2 separate regions of the Mus musculus genome follow, and region 1 is linked to region 2. The links are chromatin loops, found by intact Hi-C in ENCODE. Cell type or tissue: heart. All regions are shown on one strand. Region 1 overlaps Cubn (cubilin (intrinsic factor-cobalamin receptor)). Region 2 overlaps Cubn (cubilin (intrinsic factor-cobalamin receptor)).

The links. Peaks named below come from ENCODE experiments on the same cell type or tissue, not always from the same donor. Only the 100,000 strongest peaks of a DNase experiment are listed, where the experiment ranks them.
Region 1: a loop joins it to region 2, with 1.9 times the contacts of the local background. A loop is called at or near these places in 2 of 42 quality-filtered maps.

What each region holds. Positions count from the first base shown.
Region 1 is chr2:13,415,411-13,420,410 of GRCm38, forward strand. All of the region lies in intron 27 of Cubn (cubilin (intrinsic factor-cobalamin receptor)), which reads right to left. Among named protein-coding and RNA genes, the nearest start is that of Cubn, 74 kb to the right of the region's middle. In heart, no CTCF peak of the experiment used is centred here; no DNase peak of the experiment used is centred here.
Region 2 is chr2:13,327,530-13,332,529 of GRCm38, forward strand. It overlaps Cubn (cubilin (intrinsic factor-cobalamin receptor)), which reads right to left. Exons shown (of 67, transcript NM_001081084.2): 47 at 4,784-4,924; 48 at 3,952-4,133. Among named protein-coding and RNA genes, the nearest start is that of Gm13270, 58 kb to the left of the region's middle. In heart, no CTCF peak of the experiment used is centred here; a DNase peak (open chromatin) is centred at 2,432.

The DNA of each region.
Region 1 (5,000 bases), 88 kb after region 2:
GTCAGCAGGCTCAACTGATTTGATTAAACCCTCCTTGAACAGATTTGATTCTAATAATGGGCTCCTCAACTGCACAAGTAAGAAATTTCATTTCCAATGATATTTTTCAAGGAGAACTAAAGAAGACTACTATTAGACTGACAACAGAATTTCTGGATCTTGAGAGATTGTTCGGGAACCCTGCATGGAAGCAGTTGTATGGACATGTGACCAGCAGTTATGTGCAAATACAAACATGTTTTTTCATTTCCCTTTTTGGAGAGGTTAGGAAAAAACAAACTTTAACTGGATAGAAACTTCTGTCTTTAAACAGATTCCAAGAGAGAAAGAGAAGACAAAATCCTAAGCAGAGCTGCATCTGTGGACTAAGGGGACGTGGAAGTCAAAGGCCACCCACAGAGAGCTCTGGGGCTGCTGAGGATTCTAGCTCTCTGCTGGGGGAGGAGACAGATGCCACTGGGCTGAGCTGCTGGTTAGCTGGAGGAACACAGATGGCATGTTCAAGAGAGGGATACTGCACTAAGGGTGAAAAACATCTTCCTCAAATGTCCAAGAATGAATGCTAAGTTCTCTCTGCAAGGATGGAAGAAGAGTCAAGAAAGCAATTCTAGAATGTTCTTAAAAGTCCTCAGTTTGAACATTATTTCTCCACAGCAATATGGGGCTTTGCCCCATCTCCTCCGCTTTCCACCTCAAGCCCAATAATGGATCTCCATATTATTTGAGTAGCCACAATCATTTTTAAAATATACAGATCTGAAAACAGCATGGTGGTACTTGCCTGCAGTCATTACACTCACCAGGCTAACACAAAAGAATTAGGAGTTCACGGCCAACCCTGGCTCAACAACTGCCCCCCCCTCAAAAAAAAAAAAAAAAAAACTCAACCAAAACAAACCAAAATAAAACAAAACAAAAAGCACACACATGTTCAATAAGGGAAATATTACACTATGAAAATATCTATTTGATCATGCTATTTCTTTTATCTGGCCCTTGAGAGACTTACAGTTCTGAAAAGGAACACTGAAATTCATGACTTTCTTATTGATACCCTAGAGGCCCCTTGTAATCCATCTTCAGGTGTGCAGAGTCAGCTTTCTCTTGTCAATCCTCAACCTCTCTGATGTCTGGGGATCCTTCTTCCTTGGGTTTGTGTTCTCTGGTCATCAGAAAAGCTTGATTGCTTCCCTGTCTGATGCCTTCAGAGCACCCATCAATAGCCCTCTCAAACAGATAACGCAGCCTACGATAGACTCTTTATTGTGTGATACGTTAGCATCTGTTTCATCTAGTATGACATGAAAAACTAATGATATACAGTTAATTTCTACAGTTTAGGAGTCTAAAACATCTTCTACTGTCTGGATGGTGAATTGTAGGCTAGTGATAGCTTTAAAAAGCAAATAACTAGCCCCTTAAGCTGTGTTTATCTCAGCATTTCTCTCATTCAGTACAACTCAAAGCTCTTGTTTCTGTGGCATATAGCAATGTGGTTACCCTGAACAGACTTCCCTGTTGTCTGTGTTCATGAATCACTGTATGGAAAGCTAAGAATACGTGTTATGACTCTGATGTGACTGAGCAATGAATTTGCATGAAGCATCAGCAAGTGGTATGAGTTTGACACAAAACCCAAATAGCACTGTGGGTGATTAAAATACCATGTGATCCACAGTTGTGGGATGGGAAATATCTTAGGACACAGACAGGGAGTATGGTGCCAAAATGGAGAATTCAGGGACATTGGTGATGGGCTTGTTAATCCCTTTCTTATTTGAAATGCATTATTTTGTAATTGAAAATCGCTGTAGCATAGTGGTTGTTTTGCAATTAAAAAGAGGACGTGAGAGTGAAATATATAATGACATAAACATCTGGTGAGTAGGATGACATCAGTAAGGATTTGGCAAGAGATGAAATAGATTGTATACACTGGAAGGAAATGTATTTGACAGAAAGCACTGACATAATCAGGAAGAATTTGAAACTTCCTTAAATTGAAAGGGGAAAAGGACAGGAAGGGAGGAAAGGATAGGATGGAAGAGAGTGCTGGCTAGTTTAATGTAGACTTGACTCAAACTAGAGTCATCTGCAAGGAGAAAACCTCAATTGAGAAAATGTCTCCATAAGATCCGGCTATAAGGCATTTTCGTTTATCTATCTATCTATCTATCTATCTATCTATCTATCTATCTATCTATCTATCTATCTATTTTTATTAGGTATTTTCTTCATTTAGTGAAGGGAGAGGGTCCAGCTCATTGTGGGTGGACCCATTCCTGTAGTGGGTTTGGCCTAATGCTGCTTGTATTTTAATGCTAATTTGGGCCCTCCTAAACTGTTGGCAGGAGAATATCTCCTCCTTGTAGCTATGGGAAAGTAAGTGTACTACCTGGTTTTGTGTGTCAACTTGACACAAGTTGGAGTTATCACAGAAGAAATGCTTCCATGAGATCCAGCTATAAGGCATTTTCTCAAGGAGGGAGGGTCCACTGTGGATGGTGCCATCCCTGGGTTAGTAGTCTTGGATTATATAAAAAAGCAAGCTGAGCAAGCCAGGGGGAGCAAGCCAGTAAGGAGCACTCCTCCATGGCTTTTGCATCTACTCTGTCTCCAACTTCCAACCCTGTGTGAGGTCCTGTCCTAACTTCCTTTGGTGATGAAAAGCAATGTGGAAGTGTAAGCTGAATAAACCCTTTCCTCCTCAACTTGCTTCTTGGTCATAATGTTTTGTGCAGGAATAGAAACCCTGACTAAGATAATAAGATTCATTTTAAAGAGAAATATTTATTGTACACAAAGGCACACACTAAGATACCTACCAGAACACTTGTAACTTACCAATAGAGTTTTGAAATGAAGATATTACCATTAGTAATGACTAAAGTCAGCTCTATCTAATGAGATCCCTAGTGGATTTTGGACTGCAGCTAGATTTAATAGCCAGTTTTAAATGTTATAGTTCTAAATCATTAGAGACAATTTTTGAAAGTTCAATCATCTATCTATATCTGTTTGTGTGTGTGTGTGTGTGTGTGTGTATGTCACTTGTGTGGGTACTCTGTGCATACATGAAATGTTAAAAAGAGAATATCTGGTGTCCTTTATCATTCTCTGCTTTTTTTTTTTTTTTTTTTTTTTTTTTTTTTTTTTTTGCTAGAGTCTCTCCTTGAACCTGAGGTTCACATTTTTCTTAGCTAACCTGGAAGTAAGAAAACCCCATAATCTGCCCCAGCAAGTTTTTCATCTTCCATAGCTTTCTTCCATATAGTTCTTCCATAGATTTACAGGTATCCTATCGGATCTGAACAACTCTAGCCTTCATGCTAGTGCCACAAGTGTTCTTAACCACCAAGCCAACTCTAAGTCCTAGACTGCAGTCTTTACAAAGGAAAAATGCTGACACCACACGGAGACATTCAAATAATCTGCAGAAATGGCACTTGGAAGGCCAATCAACCATGTGAGCCCCTGTTAGATGTCATGTTTGCACAAAACCATAGATTTTGTTGAATTATTGCCATGGTTATTTCTCAGAAATGAGAAGTGCTATTGTGGATTCATTGTAATGCTGTAAAAGGAGCAGTTGTTGTGGAGGTGACCAAATGATTGGGTCAAGTGGTACACTGACTATAAGGACTGAGACAACTGAGCATGCCAGTCATCAACCTATGATTTGGGTGACAGATTTCAAAGTGACACAAAAGACTATATATCTCAATATAGGTCAAGAAACAAAGATCTGAAGGAGGGAAAAAGAAAAGGAAAAGAAACTTCCAGACAAAAGATAGATTATTAAAAAGTAAAGCATGCTATGAATCAGAAATGGCATGGATGTGGAAGGGTACCAAGGAGGAAACTTCTGAAGGAAGGAAGCAACCTGTGGGGCTCTCTGACTATCCTACTAGTGTGTGTGCAAATCAGCTAAACTTTGGGTTTAATGTAAATAGGAAAAGGTTTCTAATTTTTAAAGCTATGGTTGACTTAAGAAGAGGACCCTGGCCGGGTGTGGTGGCGCAAACCTTTAATCCCATCATTCGGGAGGCAGAGGCAGGTGGATTTCTGAGTTCGAGGCCAGCCTGGTCTACAAAGTGAGTTCCAGGACAGCCAGGACTATACAGAGAAACCCTGTATTGAAAAATCAAAATCAAAACAAAACAAAAAGAAAAAAGAAGAGGACCAAGTTGGTTCAAGTTGGTGGTGGATACCTTCAGCTAAAGAAGAATTTGACACAGAGAAGGAAGATGAGAAATTGATTCTGAAACTGGAGAAAGAGACATAGAATTTCCATTCAGGAGATAGGCCAGTTACTTGAATTGAATCTTTTCAGAAATGAGTGAACTCTATCATGCAATAACTACTCACACAGAAAAAAACAAAAACAAAAACATGTCATCTTGGTGACAGTTTGGTTGTTGTAAAATATTTTAGAATGACAGTGAAACTGTGACCCTGCTGGGAGTTTTAGCCACTCTTACAGACACCATATATGAGGACTGGCATGCCCTGCACAAGTAAGCTATTCCCTCACCTTTGCTGCTTCTTTTAAAACATTGAACCCCTGATATTAAGTGCTTGAGGTTAGTGTCCTATGCACAGCCATGGCTTCAGTGTTCGTGACGACAAGGGCATAGAAACTCTAAGGAGCTTCTGGAGAAAAGACTACACGGAAACAGCCATGGAGAAGCAACCGATCTTCACAAGAAGAGAAAGGGCAGAGTTCACTCCTGGGCCTTTCCTGGGTTCTCAGCCTCTCCTGTATGGCCCACGCCTCTCACAGCAGCAATCCCACACCAATGTCTTTTCAATTGGCAAAATATAGAAAAGTTCTGTCCTGACATTTCATAAACAGGCGAGAGTGACATGAATTTCAGCTAAAATTCTAAATTAGACCCTAAAAGGAATTATAGGATATACAAGAAACTGTGATTACAGTAGAAGACTATTTCCATGAGGAGACCATGGTAAAACATTCCTGTGCCTCTTGGCAAGAATGT
Region 2 (5,000 bases):
ATAGCCTTCTTTATACTTCACAGAGTTCACAGACTCTGTGGATTTTCTTAGTTGTGCCTTGGAAGCTGTAACACATGAAATGAAAATGTTAGTATTAGGCTATTCCAAGTGTATGTAGTCATTCTAAATACCTTGAAAAGTACTGTTAAGTGGTTTTACTTTGCTGCTTTTAATTAGGTGTGCTTGTGCGTATCTTGGTATGGCCATGTGCATGTCAACACAGGTGCTTGCGGAGGCCAGGAGGCCAGGAGGCCAGAGACATTGGGATTACCTGGAGCTGGAGCAACAGTTGTCGCTATGTCCAATGTGTGTACTGGGAGCTTAGCTCCATCCTCTGCAAAATTGGTACATGTTCTTAACCACTGAGCCAGTGCTCCTTGAAAAGTAACTTAAGGAAAAAAAATCTATTTTTGTGTAACTATAATGGCTCTTTCTTAATTATTTATGGATTTAAAGCTTCTACATTCTTAATCATTTGACTTAACTTTTTGTATTTGAGATTATAATAGAATTATAACAGTTCTTCCTCCTCTTTGGCCCTGTGAACCCTCTCTTAGAGCCCTCCCAACTCCCCATTTTCATGGCCTCCTTTTTCTTTACTAATTGTTATTGCATGCATATATGTATGTATGTATGTATGTATACATTCTTAAATATCACTCGTTGAGTCTGTATAACGTTCCTTGTATATGTTTTCAGGACATTCTGTTTGGTGCTGGACAACCAATTTGTGTGCTCATACTCATCTGGCTTTTAAAAACTGTGTTATTACTGGCATCAAAATACAATTAATTGCTTGAGTTATGACTAGTGAAGAGTGAGTGCTTCTGCACAAGGCTTGTGAACACTTTTCAGAATGCAGAAACAATTCTAAGAAATAAATAGCAACTCACTTGGTGATTGATATTCCTATTTTTAAAAAGGATTTGAATGGATCACTATTGGATATAATAGCACTAAAAGCTTGGTTGAAGTAGGACATGCTGTACTCCCAGGGATGCAAGCATTTTCATTTACAGTAATTAATGACTGAACTCAGCTGCTTGGTGGTTTCTGGTTTAAAATGCCTTCTAGTTACAGGAACACAGGAAATGTCCCCATCACTTCTTGTGCAGATACGAACCCAGACTCTGCTAATTACCTACTTGGTTTTTCAGTAGGACTCCGTTTTCCAAATGCAGACAGTACACTACAAAGATTTACAGTCTGTTAAAATCCAAGAACTAGGAATAATTGAATTTGGATCCAAATTTCCCACAAGGCAAAGCAAGAGAAGACAATGCATATTTCATGCTACTATAAACAAGAATGGGTAATGTGTTCTCAGAATCAAAAGAATTTATAAGCAACAAGGCTGTGTTGGAGGCAATGAACAATGGTCTCTACTGCCTCTTTCTGCATCTTTAGGTAGGGGTAGCATAGAATTGTAATGAGTAAACCATGTGCAGTCAACCAGTTAGTGTATGGACTTCTTTCTGTGTTTAGAAGCAACCAGAGTGTGACCTCATATCTCCTAAGATCTTCTGTAGTCAGAAACTACAAGCCTCAGAAGACATAAGATGGGAGCAGACACATGGCAGTCAATATTTAAGAATTGCTATGACGTGGAACAAATTTGGACATTTGTCTCATGACCCCATATGCTGTGTGGTGCAGCCTTTCCTTTCCTCCATCTTGGCCATCAGATTGGTTGCTGGGTTTGTAGGAATTTCAAACACAGTCCAGCTGGGTGTGGTGTTCAGCAAGTAACAGGATGCTCAGAGCTCAGCCATGCTGCCTGTAGATCTTGGGCTTTGTTTCCCTCTTTTCGGACAAGCATTCAAGTACACAGAGGGTGGGTAAACACTAATTCCTGCACTTGTTTGGAGTGTAGAGGAGGAAAGTAAACACCAATGCATAAAAATGATTTAAAAAATGGAATTTAAACAACCTCCTACAGAAATGAATTCCCAAAATGATTCCTTGATGGAGTTTCATCCTCCCCGTGAGAAAAGATCTGAAGCCATGATATTTGAAAATAAATATAAGTAAAGGTCTGTCTTAGGTACTTCCACAAATGCCAGTTTCCAGGCTCAGGCATGTACACAGAGCTCCCAATCAGCTTTTTCACAGATTTTTAAAACGTGAATGAAGAACAACCAGGACTCTAAGGAAACATCCAATGTGAAATTCAGAGACCAATGTAAATAGAGATGCAAACTGAAAGAAACTACATGAAACTTCAAATTATGATTCTATAATAGTTTAAATATGTACATTCAAATGATTCTAGTAAAGCAGAAATCTTATAGGTACTCAAAGGTTGCTGTACATATTCGTGTCCTTAGAGAGTTACAAGAGCATGTACCTCAGTGAAAACAGGAAATTGACTAAGAAAGGAAATGTACAGCATCATGGAGCCAGCTGGCCAGTCCAGAATGCAATGAAGAGACTACAGACACAATGGGGCAGGAAAATCCCAAAACAATGGTTCCCAGATGGCTTGCTGCAGATGGACAGGGATACTGGTGACAAAAATAGACATGCATGTCTTTGATGGAAGATATGTAGAAAAATTCGTGACTAACATCTATAGAATCTAAAAATAGTACAACTGTTATTGTTATTTGAAAAAGCAAATGGAAACGTGGGCACAGCATACTGCCTGGCTTAGCCTGAATGTAGTTTCCACAATCACCCAAGTGGACCAATCATGGAAACTGTGACATGTGTGACTGAAACAGGGAAGTGGACAGAATATGTGTACTCTGAATTCCCTGTGTGCACTTCTCAAGGGAGGAAGCTAATTTCTCAGTTTTTATAGTGGGACATGGCTAGATGAGACCCAAAACGAACTAAAGAGGTGCAAAATAGGAAATGTTAGCTAGAAACAATAATGTAAATGCTTAGAAGGGATTAGAGTCCCAGAGTAGTTGCATTAAGAAGGAGGAGGAAAAGAGAAAACAGGAACATCACCCAGCATTCTCTGGCTCTCAAATGTAAGAAAACCACAGTGGTTCTATACTGAGTATCTGGGGGAAACATTTCAGTACTTCAGATACTAGACCTGAGACAATAATCGGAAAGCTAAATAAGGCCATGTTGAGGTACTTGCAAGTGATGAGGGGATGTCATGGGATGTCAAAATAAATTGCAAACATTAATTTGGGATTTCGGATTGAGCAGCAGACAACTAAACTGACAACAAAAATAGCTTTTTTTTTTAAAAAAAGGTAATCATGTTATTTCCCCAATTCATTCATCAAACCCTTATCTCCAAGAATATAGACCACTAGGATTCACCAAAGGAAACTAGTTCTCGCTCTCAGTAAGCTGGTGTGAAGTACTGTGAAATGACAACACATGAAGGAACAGGTCAAGGGGGGCTTGCTTCATTTAGGGTCCTATAATGAGGTGGTGGGGGTCAGTCACTAGAGTGGAGGTCTAAGGGACATGAAAAGATAACTAGGCAGCCATCTTGGGAGGGACAGTCTAGATGGAGGTCATATCAGCAGTTAAGGCATGATGTTGGAGCACTGCACATAATCAAGGGACAGAAGAGAGATTAGGGTGGCTGGGTCACAGGAGCAGAGAGGAGGTAGGGGTGGGGGAGCACCCTCATAGAAGCAAGGGGGAGGGGATATGGGAGAGGGAGTTTTTGGAGGGGAAACTGAGAAAGGGGATGACATTTGAAATGTAAATAATAAAATAACCAATAAATAATAAATATATAAATATAAAAAATAATGCTTTGTTCTGAAAACTAAACCAACATATAACCTGGGTGCATGCAATTATTGATGTCAGTCTCTGAAAGAAGTTTATGGTGATTTCCTTCTGTCTAAAATACTCTGAATTTGTGTGAATTTGCATAGGTGGTAATAGTTTGACTGAGTTTTCATACTACCACGTCTGTGTGAACACATCCCATACTCAATAGAACACAGAGCCCAGCCTCCAGGGAACACTTACAATGAGGTGCTCAGTGTTGCAGGATTGCTGGGTACTTAGCCTCAAATTGGTAAAAGTGAGGATAATCTGCCTTCCTTCGTGTACATTGATCGTCCACTCACAGATCCTGGGATGAGGATTTGGGTTTGGGTAGTTGGGAGAAGTAAATGTGCCAGTAGGGCCATGTAAATCCCCACCACACACTGAAAGACAGAAAGAAAAGCATTTAGTCAAAATATCTTTCTGCATTTAAAATTAGTTTTTAATGACCCATCTAGAAAAAGTTATTGGTCATAATTTTTGTTTCCACATGTATGAGAGTGCTCATCTATATTCAATCTTGACTTCTTATATCTATATTGGTATTCAACTCTTGTCTCTATCAATATTTAACATTTTCTTCCATAGAAAACAGTTCACTGGCAACATTTAAATAATTATCAGGGCCCAGAATATATATAAAAGACAAAAAAACATAGCAAACTTAGGAAAACTAAAATCATTACTATGTATTTTAGACAAGATTTTTATTTGACCCTGGTCTGTCAGGGCATTTAGGAATGTGAGTTCTTGATAGCTCTAGGGCATTATAATGGACTATTGTTTTCAAAATGGGCCTTGCAGGCAAGGCTCTCTGCAGCTCCCATGATACATGTTACTTCCTTTTGGCTTTTATTCCGAGTGGCAACTTTTCATTAGTTGGTGAGTGTTTATTAGCATTGCCTTTTATCTTGTAAGAGCCAAGAAGAGAGCATCACATTTTCTTTTTCACATCATTGCCATGAGAGTACCATGCATAGTGTATATCCTGTGTAACAGATCAGTACCACTTCTAACAAGTCATTGAACTTACCTTCTCTGCTGGACTTAAATTGCAGCCTAAATCCTGAGTCAGTGACAGAGCCATCTGTGACAAACCTGATTGAAGCAACATTGCTAGAAGTGTCAACACTGCTAGGAATGGAGTTTCCACAGTATCTCCCCAGCAAAATACCTGTAAGAGTCAAATAATTAGTTATGCATATGCCTGGGTGATTGATTTTTTGTTAATCTTTACTTAAACTGTTTTG